2 separate regions of the Mus musculus genome follow, and region 2 is linked to region 1. A link is a loop called in an ENCODE intact Hi-C map of the cell type or tissue named here. Cell type or tissue: gastrocnemius. All regions are shown on one strand.

What was found. A loop is a pair of places that touch in the nucleus more often than their neighbours do. Peaks named below come from ENCODE experiments on the same cell type or tissue, not always from the same donor. Only the 100,000 strongest peaks of a DNase experiment are listed, where the experiment ranks them.
Region 2: it touches region 1 in a loop (6-fold over the local background); 11 of 42 quality-filtered maps call a loop at or near these places.

The regions. Positions count from the first base shown.
Region 1 is chr16:3,905,640-3,913,639 of GRCm38, reverse strand. 1700037C18Rik (RIKEN cDNA 1700037C18 gene) reads left to right here and starts at 4,951. Exons shown (of 3, transcript NM_028484.2): 1 at 4,951-5,190; 2 at 6,446-6,799; 3 at 7,340-7,842. The coding sequence starts at 5,187. The coding sequence ends at 7,497. It overlaps Cluap1 (clusterin associated protein 1), which reads right to left and starts at 4,631. Exons shown (of 12, transcript NM_029738.2): 1 at 4,487-4,631; 2 at 2,078-2,189; 3 at 271-355. The coding sequence starts at 4,508. Gm41410 (predicted gene, 41410) reads left to right here and starts at 4,987. Exons shown (of 4, transcript NR_153801.1): 1 at 4,987-5,035; 2 at 6,446-6,736. In gastrocnemius, a CTCF peak has its summit at 4,718 (motif pointing right); DNase peaks (open chromatin) are centred at 4,947, 5,934, 6,612, 7,519 and 1 more place; H3K4me3 peaks cover 1,847 bases; H3K27ac peaks cover 1,756 bases.
Region 2 is chr16:3,836,077-3,844,076 of GRCm38, reverse strand. Olfr15 (olfactory receptor 15) reads right to left here and starts at 5,102. Exons shown (of 1, transcript NM_008762.2): 1 at 4,164-5,102. The coding sequence starts at 5,102. The coding sequence ends at 4,164. In gastrocnemius, a CTCF peak has its summit at 4,368; DNase peaks (open chromatin) are centred at 949 and 1,240.

The DNA.
Region 1 (8,000 bases):
CTTGCCCACCTGAGTACCGGGACCCTGATTTCTCCTGAGTGTTGAGGGACTCCGAAAGAGCCAGCTTGCAGCATGTGTGTTTTATTACTTATCCAAAAATAAACAAATTAAACTATACATGTAATGAGTCAAAAACCAAATAAACACTTTGGTAACACAGTTCCAGAGAAGCCTCAAGTGGTTTTAGAAAGTAACAAGTCTAACAGTCCCAACCAGGAGTCATCTTTTCCTAATTTATGTTTTGGTGCCGTAAAATAACTGTGAACTAACCATGAACTGGGCAATTGCCTTAATGAAGAAAACTCTGTCTTGTTCAGTCTCAATGTCAGAAGGGATGTCAGTCTGCGGCTCATACCTATTAGAAAGAGAACATGCGTGAGCCAGTCCCACAGAAAGTCCCTTGAATTCAGGTGTGGTGGTGCATAACTATGATCTCAGCACTCAGAAAACAGAGGCAGGCAGATCTTGGTGAGTTCCAGGGCAGCCTGGTCTAAATAGTGAAACCCTGCCCAAACAAACAAACAAACAAAAGCAAAAAAAAAAAAAAAGTGTCCATTAAAGAGAAAGTGGATGATTGACTGTTGCTAAGGTGAGGTTCTCCAGGCTCCATCCAAAGAAATATGATTAAGCAGAAACTTCAAAAGCAAACAAAATAACCAGGGAGCAAATTCCAACCCACACCTGAGATTCCGTGTCTTGGAGCACAGGGTGGCTCAGTGGGTGAATGGGTCGCCTACCAGGCCTGGCACTCAGGATTCACAGAGTGCAAGAGGAGAACCAACTACAAGCTGTCCTTGAACCTTCACGTGTATGCTGTAGCTAGCATTAATCCATACATGTATGTGTATACACACATGCCTAGAGGGTAAAGGGGCTTGCTCTATAAGCCTTGAGACCTGAGTTCAATCCCCAGAACCTGTGTAAAGATAGAGGGAAAGAATCAACTCAATACTGTCCTCTGATCTCCACATGTGTGCATATGAACACCCGAAAAGGAATAGTAAAGTGTAAACAAACCAAGTATGGGACCCAGGCCACAAACTAAATCTAGCTCAGATGTTTAGCTTTTGTGAAAATAACCAAGACCGTGACTCAAGCTGATAGTCCTTGGCCCAAGATAGACACGAGGGCTAAATAATTCACTTTAAGGAGTGGCAGAGCTGTGGAAATTACTTGGATTTACTAACAATTCGCCAAGGCTCAGAAGACTGAGACTCTCACCCTTGTATTTGTACAGTTTGAAAGACAAGAATACTTTTTACACTTTAAAAGCAAAGAAAATGGGCTGCAGAGGCAGCTCACTGGTTTAAGAGCATATATTGTTCTTCCAGAGGACCTGTGTCCAGTTCCTAGCATCAATGTCAGATGGCTCCCAACTGCCTGTAACTGAAGAATATTCAACAGATATCTCATGTAGACTGAATTTTAAGTGTAGCAACTCATACAATATTTACTATCTGGTTCTTAACCCAAAAGGTTGTCAATCCTAATACAAGGCTTTTAACACAATGAAAAATCTCCATTATGTCTTGTTTTGGATTTTTAGTTTATTTTAAATTATGTGTACGTGTGTAGGTCTGTGTGTAAGGATGTGTGCGTGACTACCAGTGCCCAATGAGGTCCGGTGCTCTGCCAGAGCAGTACATGCTCTTAACCTCTGAGCCAGTTCTCCAGCCATATTTATAATACATCTACTACAGTATATCCTGAGTGTGCGAGCAGGCCCCTGAGATTCTGTGTGAGGGTTGAAGTGGAGGCTGTACCAACACTCTCATGATGACAGTCACCTCCTCAACGTTCTTCAAACGCTCGTCATTTCTTTCATCTCTTAAAAATGAAAGAGACAGGGTCTCTCACTACGCAGCCCTGGCTTTCCTGGAACTTGTTATGTAGGCCAGGCTGACCTTGAACTAACAGACATCTACTTGCACCATCGTGCGTGGCAGCTCTTTATAAGTTACAGCTAAGTCCATCCTATGCAAACCTCACTGTAGCCTTCCTTTGCATTAGAAGTTCCAGTTAGCTACTGAATGAAACCAACTATCCACACCAAGGTGTGAATAAAATGCATTCTAACCTTTTCACAAGCCACAGAAGCACTTCAGAGACAAGCCCAAAGTTGGGTGTGCGGAAATTCTCCATAGAAATATGGCGTGGGTACCCCAAGGCTCTCATCATCTCGGTGAAATCTGTGCAATATAAAACACAGTTCAGTCAGTCCTTGTCAAATAGCATCTCCTTTTGGAAAACAGTTAATCTAATGCTTTCCTTTCTTATCAGGTCTTCTCAACTCCAGGTGCTGAATTCATCAATTCTAGAATGGGGAAAGGAAAGGGGAGATTTGAAACAATATCTAATCCATCACCTGAAAAACACCCAAGTTCAACGATAGTAGATTTCCTTTGGAGAAATGGGGCGTAGGTATTAGCTGGGGCTTTAATTTCTCTCTGGTAGCTGCCTCTTTGCTATCCAAAATAAAAATTACCTAGCCTCATAAAACATGAGAAAAACACGTTGTTAGAACAAGATTATACATTGTTTTTTTTCCTCCAGTGACCATATATGATTTTCATGACATAAATTTTAAAGATCAATTACTTTATAGTCAGAGAAAATTTAATAAGAGAATGGCTGAACTATCTGCAGTATTTAGATTTACTGTAAAAAAAAAGATTAGTAAACAAGCTGGGCGTGGTGGTGCACGCCTTTAATCCCAGCACTTGGGAGGCAGAGGCAGGCGGATTTCTGAGTTCGAGGCCAGCCTGGTCTACAGAGTGAGGTCCAGGCCAGCCAGGGCTACACAGAGAAACCCTGTCTCGAAAAACCAAAGATTAGTAAACAGTAATATTTTAAGTTGGGAGCAACTAAAACAAAGCCACACTGCTTGAAAGAAAGGAGAAAACAATGATGAAGAAAGCGAGGCTTACAGATGAGCAACCAAGCCTGGCGTGGTGCTGCATACCTTTAATCCCAGTGCTCATAGGCAGAGGCAGATGGACCTCTGTGAACCTGATGCTAACCTGGTCTATGAAACAAGTTCTAGGTCATCCAGGGCTGTTGTTCAAGACAGGAAAAAACCTTGTCTTGAAAAACAAGTAAAAGAGAGCAAGAAAGCAAGAAAACAACCAACATTTCTGAGTTCTTACAATATGCTGAGATCTTGACCATGGTTCCTGGCAATGTAATGTCTACTCATGCTTACGGGTATTCAAAATGTACATTCAGCATTCCAAACAATCTATCTGGGCAACAAAGCAGGGCAGGCAGACTCTGCTAGGTCACGAAGAGATGGTAGAAAGATAGGAAGCATCCTTCCCTTATTTCTTTCCCTTATATCACACACACACATATATCCCATATATGTATACCCTTTATATTGCAGCTTTTCCTTATACCTCTATGAAAAAAGTCAGGTTTTGCCTAAACACTCCTTTTAGCTAAGTAGTAGCTATCAAGTTCTCCACTGTTATAAATGGTGACAGTCTCATAGATTACACACTATACAGCATTTATTTAAGGTAAAAAAATATAAATCAGTATAAATTCTGAAATACTCCTTTTAAATATTCTTTCCAGTACAATGATCACTATTCAATGATCCCAGTAAAGTGCCAGCCTCATCAAAAACTACGTGGGACAGTCATAATTACACTGTTTCAAATACCCTCAAACCCTAGACAACACGACCCTAATAGCTGCTACTCTTCTGTAAGTGAAGTAAGATTTTTTAGGTCACACAGTCCCATCACTCTAGCTGTGTGAACCAGGGGTAGCTATACTACTTAACTTGCAGTTAAAACTAGGAACAATAAGGGTGAAATATAATCACCTGCCACAAAAAGGATGTTTCCCCCAAAGAGTATAACGAGTAAGAGTAGTCTGCTTCCCCACTCTCTAGCCAAGTTCTCTGCCCAGTATTTGGCATTCAGGCAAGCTGGATTCAAACTCTAAAGCAACTCGTTCAATTACTTTGACCTCTTGCTGCCTGTTTCATCTCTAACCAGGGCACAAACCTGCTAGGAGTAAATGAAATATTGCCCACATAGAGGACAGCATGTGACAGATTGTAACATACAAACAAACAAAACAAACCCTCAAAAATGAACAAAACAACCTAGCAGCACTAGCCATCCATTCATCCGGCCACTTCCTCGGCTTTACTGGTTCTTTCTACAAACTAAATGCAGAAGAAGTCTCCATTTCCGCAAGACCTTTCTAATGCGGCTGCAAATGTGGCCGTGACAACCAGAGATAAAATGAGGTGAAATTAAACATTCAGTTCTTCAGCGGCTCGAGACACATTCCCAGTGTTCTAGCTACACGTGGCCAGTGACGGACCGAACTTTCCAAAGGTGCTGTAAAGTTCTGTCAGCCCCTGGCTGGCCCAGGGACCCACGGCCTGCCTGGGCCCACGGCTCTGGCAGGGGTCCGGCAGGGGAGTCTCGAGATCCTGGGAAGCCCACGGGAAAGCCGGGTGCAGCCTTACTGCGGAGGTCGCGGAAAGACATGGCGCTCTGGTCCCCAAGAGTCCACTGGGGCGCCGCTGCCCGTCTCTGTAGAGTTCGCAGGCCCAGCGCTCTCCGGTCTCTATAGCAACGCTCAGAGGCCTTGGACAGCGTGCGGACCAGGCCAAACAGGACAGGAAGCGAAGAGGGGTGGTGAGCGCAAGCGCAGGACACAGACCAACAGGTGGCGCCAAGCACCTTGCGAGCTGCGCAACGTCATAGTCTTTCAGAGAGCGCTTTTGGCTCTGGTCCCGTTGGAACTCTCATTACCTCACTGATATATGGAGCACATTATAACCTTTTGTGACCGAGTCTCCTTTGTATTTGTAAAAGCATAGCTAAACCCCGCAGTCGAAGCCTCATAAAGTATCCACAGAATGACAGGAACGAAGATACCCTACCCTGGGCAGAATTCGAGACCTGTACCCGGAAGGCTTTTGTGCACGCACAGCTAGTCAGTATTCCCGACAAGCCGGAAATTGGCGCCCAGACTCGCGCGCCAGAGGTTGCCCTGGAAACTGTGGAGCGAGGTAGTGCTGGTGTACCACGCCTAGGGTGTCAGGGTCAGCACAGGCTCTACAGAGAACTCTCCTTGGTGACTGCTACGAGTCGAGGACAACCGCGACAAAAGCAGGGCTGGAGAGAGGAGAGCTGTGCCAGGAAGGGTGGGCGATAAGGAAAATGGGTAGGTGCAAGAAGTAAAGGTGCCCTTGGCTAGAACACGGTGGTACTGACCAAGAGTAGATACTTAAGGACAAAAATATGTGGGGTAGGGCCATACATTCGTGGCTAGTCTAACATGGGGGACAATGCATTTGAACAGTCTTTGCAACAAATGGTTTTGAAACAATGAGCAATCCATAGCAAATTAATATCTATGTAAAAAACAATGGTTCATACACCTAGATGTAAAACCTAGAACTAAATTTTCTATAATGAAACAGAGTTGTGGTGGAGTTAAGATTCTAAAGAACCTGTAGTTTTATATTTCTACCAGCAGAATAATTGTTCCAGTTTGTCAGAATGCACAGGAAAAAAATTGGCATTATCTACATACTGCTTAACCTATGAGAAAATGGATAATTAGACAAGTGTCACCCAGAACCATCTTCTCAGCATGATTCAGATCTCTACAGGTTTGTTCTCCAAATCCTCGTTCTCCCTGCCACAAATGAGGAAGCCTAGCGAATGACTTTCCAGCATACCAAAGCCAATTTGTCTTATGTGGCTTGCTCTGAATCTAACATCAACAAATTTACCCTAGGTTTCTGGTCTCTTCCCTTGCCCGCCTCCCTCCTTGCCCCTGACATACCATACTCTCCCAAACTAGGAGGTCCAGGAAGACTAGTCTTTACTGTGACATCATAAGGACCAGTTGCTATGGGAGACCTGCAGATCCACCCCCTAGACAGGGGAGAGCAGGCCCTACTGCACAGAAGGCCTGGCCACTCCTCCCCCACCATACTGGCCCTCCATGGAAGCCTTGGTCTGTGCATTCTCTGAGCTTCGAATAAGAGAAGGTGCCTGGCTGCAGGGAGGAGCAGCAGCAGAGATGCCACACTGTCCCAACCTGGGCCCAAAGCTACTGGGGAGAGCCCAGGGATGTGCATGCTTGGGAAGGGAGTAACTCCTGATCTAGGCTATATGACTGGGCCAGGCATGCCCTCTTGTACCCACTGTGCTTATATACACTGGTGCCAGCATACTCTTTTTAGAGTAGAGAGCACAAAACGAGCTTGAAGTGCTCAACGGGATCTCAGTGCCAAAGTCCTGGGCTGCTTGGGCGCCTCTGTTAGGGGAGCAGCGGAGTAGTGGGAATAGACAGGAACTAAGACTGGATAGCCAGGGAGTAGAAGCTACGTATGAGTTGGTACTTGCATTTCCCCCAGATGCTGTTCCCACTGGCCATCACCCTCCTGCTCTCTCTCTCTCTCTTGCAGATGCAGTGAGCTGGGCCCCAGGACGCCCCAGCCACCCTGACACACCACCCAACATCTATGAGGGAGGATTGGGGGCCCAGCAGCAGCAGGGCCCCAGTGCTCAGGGAAGCAAGCCCAAGAACTTCCGACTGCGACACCTCCGGAGCCTGGCTCTCTACCTGCCAGGCCACATGCAGCCTGCTGGCCAATGTGGAAGCCACTGGCTAGGCCGGCTCATGGCTGGGGGCAGCCTGACACGGCCTGAAGGCTCACCCTGGCCCCTGGACCTGCCACAGGGGACCCTGGGTCCAGGTAACAGCCATTGCTCAGCCCTTCTGGAAGCCCACTTGCCCAGGGACAGCCTGGGAAATACAGGTAAGCTCTGTTAAGGCAGGACTAAAGACACGAAAGAAAGACTGAAGGGAACTCAAATGGGCCTTTTCATTTCCTAGCCTTCTGCCAAGAACTAGGAAAGGATGCAGTGGCCAGGACACACTAAAATAATGTCATGCTCCAGGGGCCAAGATCTTGTTTAATTTTTTTTTTAATCCGTGTGCCCCACTATTGATTCAGAACATCAATGTACACAATAAGTCCTTTGAAGTCTCAGGACCACAGCAAAAGCCTTTTGGGATGTGTAAGGCAGAGGAGACAATCTGGGATAGGAGTTCTAGGTTCCTATTCTCTCTATTTTGATGGACCTTGGACAACTTTGCCTCAGTTCCTTCATTTTATAAATGAAGGATTCATGACATTTCAGGTTTGACCCACTGACATCCCTTCCTCACCCTCACTAGTTCTTTCAAGGAAGTAGTGCCAAGGAGGCACTGCCTTGAAGGTTGTAAGGGCCGAGGACCCCAAGGTAATGTTTTAGATTGGGCCCCTCTGAGTGACTTTTCTTTCCTCTTTCCTCAGCTTCCAGTTCCAGCATGGACCCAGCCAAGGGTGTCCCCTCCCAGTCTGGTCCCCCCGAGGGCTTGGGACTCAGGCCCAAGAGGTCCTGGAGAGCCTTGGAGGAGACCATGTGTCCCTTGTGCAAGAGAACCCGCTCTGGGGCCTTGGAGAGGACATAGGAGCCAAAGTGCCAGGGCTGGGGAACAAGAGGGGAAGGATGGCCGAGGAGGAGGAGGCCAGTGTTACTGAGGAAGGGTTCGTCCCAGCGGCAGTCCTCCCCATTGAGATGGCCCCCAGAGTTGCCCAGCAGGAGACCTGGGCTAGTCTGGGGAAAGCATGAGGGAGGGAGGGAGGAAGGAAGAAGAACCATGAGAGGGACAGAAGAAATGGAATGCCCATGCCCTTGCAGCCTGCCCAAACTCCGGTCAGCCACTTGTACCTGGGAGGTCAGGCCGAGCAGAGAATCGGGTTCCTGAGAGGCCAGGAGTCCTCAGGTCTAATCTCAGTAAAAGCCAAGGCCTGCACCTTCTTGTTTGTTTGTCATTAAGCCAATCCAGTTAACATAGTCCTGCATCCATTCCAGGGGTTACATGGAGAGTCAGAGCCAGGTCCAGGGAAGCTTTGTGGATGAGAGGCTGCTGAAAGTGACAGCTCTGGCAGGCAAGCAGGGTCTCAATAGGCC
Region 2 (8,000 bases), 70 kb after region 1:
CAAGATGTCTGCTAAGAAAATGTTTAAAAATAATTTTTGACCTTTTCCCCCAGCACCAGGAGTGAGAGATGGGGAGGGGAGCAACACAAGGTCACAGGGTATGTGTGGGGAGGGGATGACACAAGGTAAACAGCTCTTGAGAAATGACCTGCACAGGTGACCTTTGGCCTATAAAAGTATAAACAAATAGAAACACATAGAAAAATTTTTTTAGGTAAAATTAATATAACATAAAATTAACCATTATAGAGTGAGCAATTATGGTGTTATTTACAATGTTGTCTAGCCACTCTATCTAGTTATAAAACCTTCTCATTAGCCTAAAGGAAAACCTTGCGCCTGTAGCGGACTCACATTCTGTCTGAACTTAGCTGTCCTCACATACCATTCCGTTGTATTGATAGTACAAAGTTCCATGTTCCTACACTTTTTGATCTTTTTCCAGGAAGCAATTTGACTGATGTATTTCTAGACAGCCTTAAAGTCTATTTCTGACTTATCCATTTACTTGAAAATGGTCCTGCCGCTTGCTAATTGAATCCTGTGTTCAGGTGTGGCAGAATAAGAGCAGGTCCTTCCCACCTTGCAGAAAAAAATCAACTCCGAATGGACCAAAGACCTTAACATAAGAATGGAAACTGAAAATGCTAGAGGAGAAGGAAGGGACACACTCCAAGCTGTGAGCACAGGCACAATGCTTTCTGGGAACACTCCAGTTGCTCAGGAAATACATTGTTGGCAAATCGAACCTCATGAAATTAAAAAACCAGTCAGCTGCCAATCAAACAGCTACTCCTTCCTATTGCAAACATGATAGCCGTGGTTGTCTTGACAACAACCCCTCACAGGTGCTTGGAAACCTCCAATCCCTCTTGGATAGTCCATGGAAACTTCAGCTGCGGTTCAGATGCCCAGAGAACACTTCATTACAGCTCAGAGAGCACCCAGCTGTCACCACCACAGACAACTGCAACTTTGTCCTGGGGTGGGGGGAGGGGAGACTCTGCTTTCCTCAGGGCTGCTCCAGAGAGGCTATGCTTCTGTAAGGCGCTCCTTCCAAGTAGGGGTTCCTGGGTGGGGTCATCTAAAAGTCTCCTAATGCAGGCTGCACCACTTTCTGTTGTTAGATTTTTAAAGGGGAAGATAGTGGTGCTGGGGTTGCAGCTGATGCAAGATCTTCAGGGGCTGCTGGAATAATGTTTACAGCCCCCTCGCAACTCACCCCTACCTGGCAGTTGCTGGGGTCTATTCCTGGCAGGAAGCCACTGAGGCTGTGTTAGAGAGATCTGATGGTTGTCAATCAAACACTCTAGCCCTCAAGACACCTACAGATTTATTTATTTATTTATTTATTTATTTATTTATTTATTTAATTTTCTTATTTATTGCAATAGTAGAGATTGAATGGAGAGCCTCATGCATCCCAAGCAAGCATCTGTCATATCACTGAGTTGTAACCCCAGCTTCAGCCATTTTATTTTATTTTATTTTATTTTATTTTTGGTTTTTCAAGACAGGGTTTCTCTGTGTAGCCCTGGCTGTCCTGGAACTTACTTTGTAGACCAGGCTGGCTTCGAACTCAGAAATCCTTCTGCTTCTGCCTCCCGAGTGCTGGGATTAAAGGCATATTTTATTTTTTATAATATTTTTTCTTGAGAATTTCTTTTTTAATTTAATTAACTACTTTTTATGTATTTGGGTGTTTTGTCTGCATGCCTGGTGCCTTTGGAGGACAGAAGAAGGCACTGCATTCCCTGGGACTGGAGTTAAAGACAGTTGTGACCCACCACGTGGGTGCTGGGAATCAAACCCGGGACCTCTGGAAGAACAGCTTTTTAGCTCTCCAGCCTCCATTGTTGATAATTTCATACTGTGGCCATTAAGACGTGATCATATTCATCCCTTCGTTTTAAAGGGAGAACTTCTAATTCCTGCACTTTGAATCTCAGGCAGGAGGATAGCCATGAGCTGAAGGCCATCTTGACCTACAGTGTGAGTCTCAAAACAGCAAAAAGTACAAAATCATTAGGGATTCCTTGCAGCAGAGACCCATGATGCCCTTACTTCCCCTTATAACTGGTGAAGTTTTTCTCCCCTTCCTCTGTGGTTTTCCACTCCCCTAACTCCTAGTCAGTTTTACGGTGTTCTTTACTTTCCAGAAGGAAGTTCTGCCGAACTCCAAAGTGTTTAAAGAATAATTCTATTTCTCCCTGCATTTCTTGTAGTTATTTCAAAACTCAAATGAATTGAACAGAGGACATGACTGCCCTGTCTCCTTGTAATTACGACTCCCACAAGTCAGCCACACTCTGCTCCCAGATAACTGTAGGAACTTGGGTGCCATAGCTTGTCTTTGAGAAGCTGACCTGATCTGACCTGACCTGATCGAGTGTGCTGACTGGTATTTTGTGCCTTCAAGATGATACACTTTGATGAGATCCAGGATGATGGCTCATCCTGGAAACTATTGCTATGGACACGATTGGAAAACTAAGTTGTGGCTTTGATCTGAACTGGAGAAACAAATTCAGGCTAGGATAGTGTTGTTAGATTTTTAAAGGGGAATTATGAAAATTTGGAAGGGAAAATGTATCTGTGCTCGTTCCATTCTATTCAAGGGACGAGATAACCCAAACCAGCAAATGTGAAAATGGTCTGCATGGAGCATTTAGTTCTTACCATAAGAAGGTGATCCATAACACTTAATATAATTTCATTCACTAGCACTTATCCAGCATATACTTTGTAATAGGCAGGCAAATACAATAACAGAAATGGAAGCAAAGCGGCAGATCCTTTGAAACTACTTCTAAAACCTATTAATTTTCTCTTTTCTAATAATGTAGCTGCTAAACAATTGTCCCATATTAATATAGCTTCTGTCTAGGCATAGGGTGTGTAAACTGTGGTGGCGGATGAGCGGTTTTTTTGTTTTGTTTTGTTTTGCCATTCTAGCAATGAGCAAAGTCATTTAAGAAAATAAAAGAAATACTTGAAGATACAAGAAAAGGAAAATAATAAAAATTGGAGAGGAGTCTCAGAAGAAAATTTACAAGAGCTTATAAGTAAATTTGAAGTATATACTAAGGTAAGGACAGAGGAGGAAGTACGCGAGAGAAGAGGAAGCCACCACGAGGGGCGATAGACCATGAGTACATGGCCAGGAGAAAGAGCAAGTATCTGGGGTACATTGCTGGGGAGGTAGCCAGGCCAGCAGTTAGAAAAATAGATTAAAAATAACCAAAGTCTGAGTCCCATTTATTTGTGAGCTAGTCAGGGATAAGCTTAAATTGCTTGTACTACATACAATATAGGTGTTATTGTTCCAACACACAAGTTTCTTGAGATAAGTTTTGTTCTAAACCAGTTGCTGGATTTCTGGGACAGTAGTGCTGGAAGATTAAAACTTGAAACAGAGGACATGCTTAATGGACAGACTACCCTCCTAAACTTGCTTAAGGAACCATAGCATATCCCATAGTCCACTGACTCATAGCAAACCCGATGGCTCTGGCTGTCAGCTGCAATGATTTAAACAAAGCCAGATGGAGACATTTTAGGCTAGTATTGAAAGGCAAATGGTCTTGCCTATCTTTTCTTATTAATTATCACATTGGATAGAAGGTAAATTTGGATGCAGACATACAGAAAAGGATAATCAGGTGAGAAGGAGATGGGAAGCATGAATAGTTAGCCTGTATGTAGTACTAAGAAGAGACAGAGAACCGGAACACGATGGTGGATGGCTAAGATACCAAGATGAATTCTATTTTCATCTGAAGTTGATAACGTGTGGTGTCAATTCATGGAATTACAGAAAATTATACAAGAAACTTCACGTTTCTTTCCTTAGGAAGTAAAAAAAATTCATCAGAATTATGCTATAACACATAATGTGGACCTCAGAGTCAGGGACACTGAAATGGATCTGTTGTAGGTCAATAGTCTCTGGACCTACAACGATACATATCTGCCCTGTTACCTGTGGTCCACAGTCGTATTTCTGGAAAATAAACAAAGAATGTCTCAAGTAACACTAACCATCTTCCAAATGTGTAGAATTGTCAGGAATATGCATTGGCTTTACTGAAGACAGAACTTCTCATAAGAAAACAGAATGCAAGGTGGAGAGGCAATAAGAAATGAAGACGATTGTGCTGTCCTCAGCTGGCTCCTCTTCCTTTCCCCAGCAATCTTCCCAGGGCCCCCTTCACTTCTTTGTTTCTTAGAGTATAGATGAGCGGATTCACCATGGGTGTGACCACAGAGTAGAAGAGAGAAATGAATTTTCCTTGGCTTTGATTACTGCTCTTAGCTGGAAGCAGATACCCATAGATCGCAGAGCCATAGAAGAGAAACACTACCACCAAGTGGGAGACACACGTATTGAAAGCCTTTCGACGTCCCTCCACAGAGCGGATCTTCATCACTGCCTGAGCAATGAAGCAGTAAGAGACCAGGATGACGCTTACTGGGACCACAGTGAAGAAGGTACAAACACCATTGAGCACCGCCTCATTGAGACTTGTGTCTCCACAGGCCAATTTAATCATGGCGGGTACCTCACACAGGAAGTTGTCCACTTTTCGGTGTCCGCAAAATGGGAGCTGGAGAGTGAATGTTGACTGAATCACGGAGTTGCCTAAGCCACCCAACCAGCTAATAGCAGCCAGCCCCCAGCAGAGGCGAGGATTCATGACGGTCATGTAGTGCAGGGGCCGACAAACTGCCACATACCGATCAAATGCCATCACCACGAGCAGTATGCACTCAGTAGCCCCCAGCCAAAGGAAAACATAGAGTTGAGTTACACACCCACCATAGCTGATTGTCTTGTCTGGCCCCCATAAATTTTTCAGCATCTGAGGGACTGAACTGGTAGTAAAGGCAAGGTCTAGAGAGGAGAGGTTGCTGAGGAAGAAGTACATGGGTGTGTGGAGCCGAGCATCAAGGCGCGAAAGCAGGATGATGGTCAAGTTCCCAACCAGCGTCAACAAGTAAGAGGCCAGGATGACAGCAAAAAAGATGATCTCCAGATGGGGATGGTCAGAGACACCCATCAGAATGAAGCTCCCAGAGGAGCTGTTGCTGTCCACCTCCATCACCGGCTGCCTCAGTCACTGAAGTTTGCTCAGGCAAGGGAAGAGGCAGCTACTGCTAAACCTGCATCCAAAGTGCACCTCAGGCTCCGCAGCTAAAGCCCAGTCCACCCTTCCTGGCCACGAGCTTTCATGCAAGCCCTGGTTGTCAGTTGAGCTGGGATGTCAAAAGGGACCTAGCACAGAGATGAAGGGAGTGCCTTGTGAGGACAGACAACAGCTAGGGCAACAGGTCAGAGGGGCAGGTTAGATCAGATACCTTCTCAAAACACCAATTTCCTCAGCCAAGTTTTCTTTTGCTCTAAGAGGGAAACACACAGTGAATTTGGAAAATCTCCCCGGAAGTTACTGATAGATTTCTTTCTCAGGCTTGAAAGGATGGCTCAACATTTAAGAGCACAGAATGCTCTTGCAGAGATTCCAACTTTGGATTTCAGCGCCCTTATCTCACAATAGCCTATAAGTCCAGTTCCAGGGAATCTGACATGCACTTCTGGCAACTGCACATATGTGAACATACCACCCAAAATTCATGCCTACATGATTTAAAATAAAGTCTTTTTTTTTTTTTTTTGGACAGTCTGTCATTATACAGCCCTAGGCAGACTGGAAGTTGCTGTGTAGACCAAGCTAGCCTTAACAGAGATCCCACCTGCTCTGTTTTCTGAGTATTGAGATTAAAGCCATGTGGCACCATGACCATCAAAATAAATAATCTTTAAAATAAATAATCTTTAAAGAAATTCCTTTTCTCTGTCTTTTATAGTCCTCTCTTCTCAAATTAAAACTCCTGGTCTGGAAAGATCATCATGTGTCTATCGGATCTCAAAAAAAAAAAAAAAAAAAAGAGAGATGGTAGGAGCTGGAGAGATGTTCAGCCATTGAGAGCATTGGTTGCTCTTCCAGAGGACCAAGGTCCAGTTCCCAGCAGCCACCTGGAGGCTCACAACTGTCTGCAACTCAAACTCTGATAGATCTGATGCTTTCTTCTGCCCTCCATGGGCACTGCATACATGCAGCACACATATATACACGCAGGTAAAACATACACACCCAAAATAATTTAAAAAACTAACGAGAATACTGAATATTCACCATACACAAAAAGCATGAATTTGTCAGTGAAGAAGGTGAATATAGAACAAATAAACACATGCCAAAAAAGCTTAAGTCAAATGTGTGAAATATATAAGTGGATTTTCTGTAAGGAAGTTAAATCAATCTACATGTGTCCATAGTAAGGGAAATTAAAATATACCTGATAATTTGAAGTCTACTGTGTTTACTGCTAAACCAAGGAATCATTCTTAACATTCTCAAAGCAGCAAACACACTCTTGTCAATAACAGCCAATTAACATCTCCTTGGGCAGTGTGTGTGTGCACAGAAGTCAGCCTTAAGTGTTATTCCTCAGAAGTGGTACTCTTTGCTTTTTTAATCAGGGTCTCTTATGGTAACCTAGGGTTTCTTGGTTAGCCCCACATGTTTTCCCTGTCCAGTCTTGGGATGACAAGGTGTACTGTCACATCTAACTTCTTCATACCACCACAGCTGCCTTTTTATGTAGGTGCCGTGGATTGAACTCAGGTCCTCAGACTTGTGTGACAAGCACTTTACCCACAAGACTGCTATTTCTAAATATAAGAAAACCAAGATCTTTTCTCTTCTTTTGCCTACTAATTAAAAGGATCTAAACAGTAAATAATTCATGGGTCACCTAGAAACCAACAGTTGGGAGAGAATTCTGTCGTTTCTCTGAACTGTGGCCTGTCTGTTCCATGGGAACTTCAGCTACTGGCCTAACCAGGGAAGTGTGTAGGTGAGCTTAGGGGCTTTTATTGCAACTGTCAAGGGCCACTTGACTAAAGATTGAAACTGTCCTTTTTAATCCACATATAGCAAAATATTGGTAATCCTGATGCTAGAATCCACACAGAACTTCAAGAGGATTTTATGTATATGAGTGTATGTGCAGGTGCATGTGTGCACGTATCTGGAGGCTAGAGGACAACTTTTGGGTGTCATTTCTTCTCAGTCACACTACCATATTTTCTGAGACCTGCGGCTTACTCTTGGATACAACTAGCCCCAAGGATGAAGCACACAACAAAGAGAAAACAATGGACCCAGACCCAGAGTCTGAGGACTTGGCAGTTGATGGCAAGAGTTCAGTTAAGCCGGGTGTGGTGGTGCACGCCTTTAATCCCAGCACTTGGGAGGGAGAGGCAGGTGGATTTTTGAGTTCAAGGCCAGCCTGGTCTACATAGTCCAGGACAGCCAGGGCTACACAGAGAAACCCTGTCAAAAGAAGAAGAAGAAGAAGAAGAAGAAGAAGAAGAAGAAGAAGAAGAAGAAGAAGAAGAAGTCAGTTAATAAGTATAGAACAGTGCCCACAACCACAATTAACTCCCTGGGTACAAGACTTACAGGATGAATGGCAAGATCTGGTGTGCCCCATGAGGAGCAGATTCTATTAAGTTAGACTGGTTTGATCCCCTCTGCCATACACAGGAACATACATTGAAGGAATTAGGATGGTACGGCATACTGGAAAAAGAGTAATATGTCCAGACCTCCCCTTGGGGAAGTGTATGAGGAGAACAGACCCATATTGTAAGACTAAGGCACATGGGAAAAGAGTAAGATATAAGGACCTTCCTTTGGGGAGTATATGAGGAGAACAGGCCCATATTGTAAGACTAAGGCACATGGGAACACAACTAGGAAACAGCTCAAGGCTTATTGTGCTGCACGGTGCAAACCTGCATTGTGCCCCTTGAGGAATGAAAATTGCTTTTATAGGATTTTTTTTTTCTCAGAACTTAATGTCTGGCACTCTTGACCACAAAGGCTGAGAACATGCAGGAAGAAATGTAAACGGGCACCTGGTGGGGTTACTGA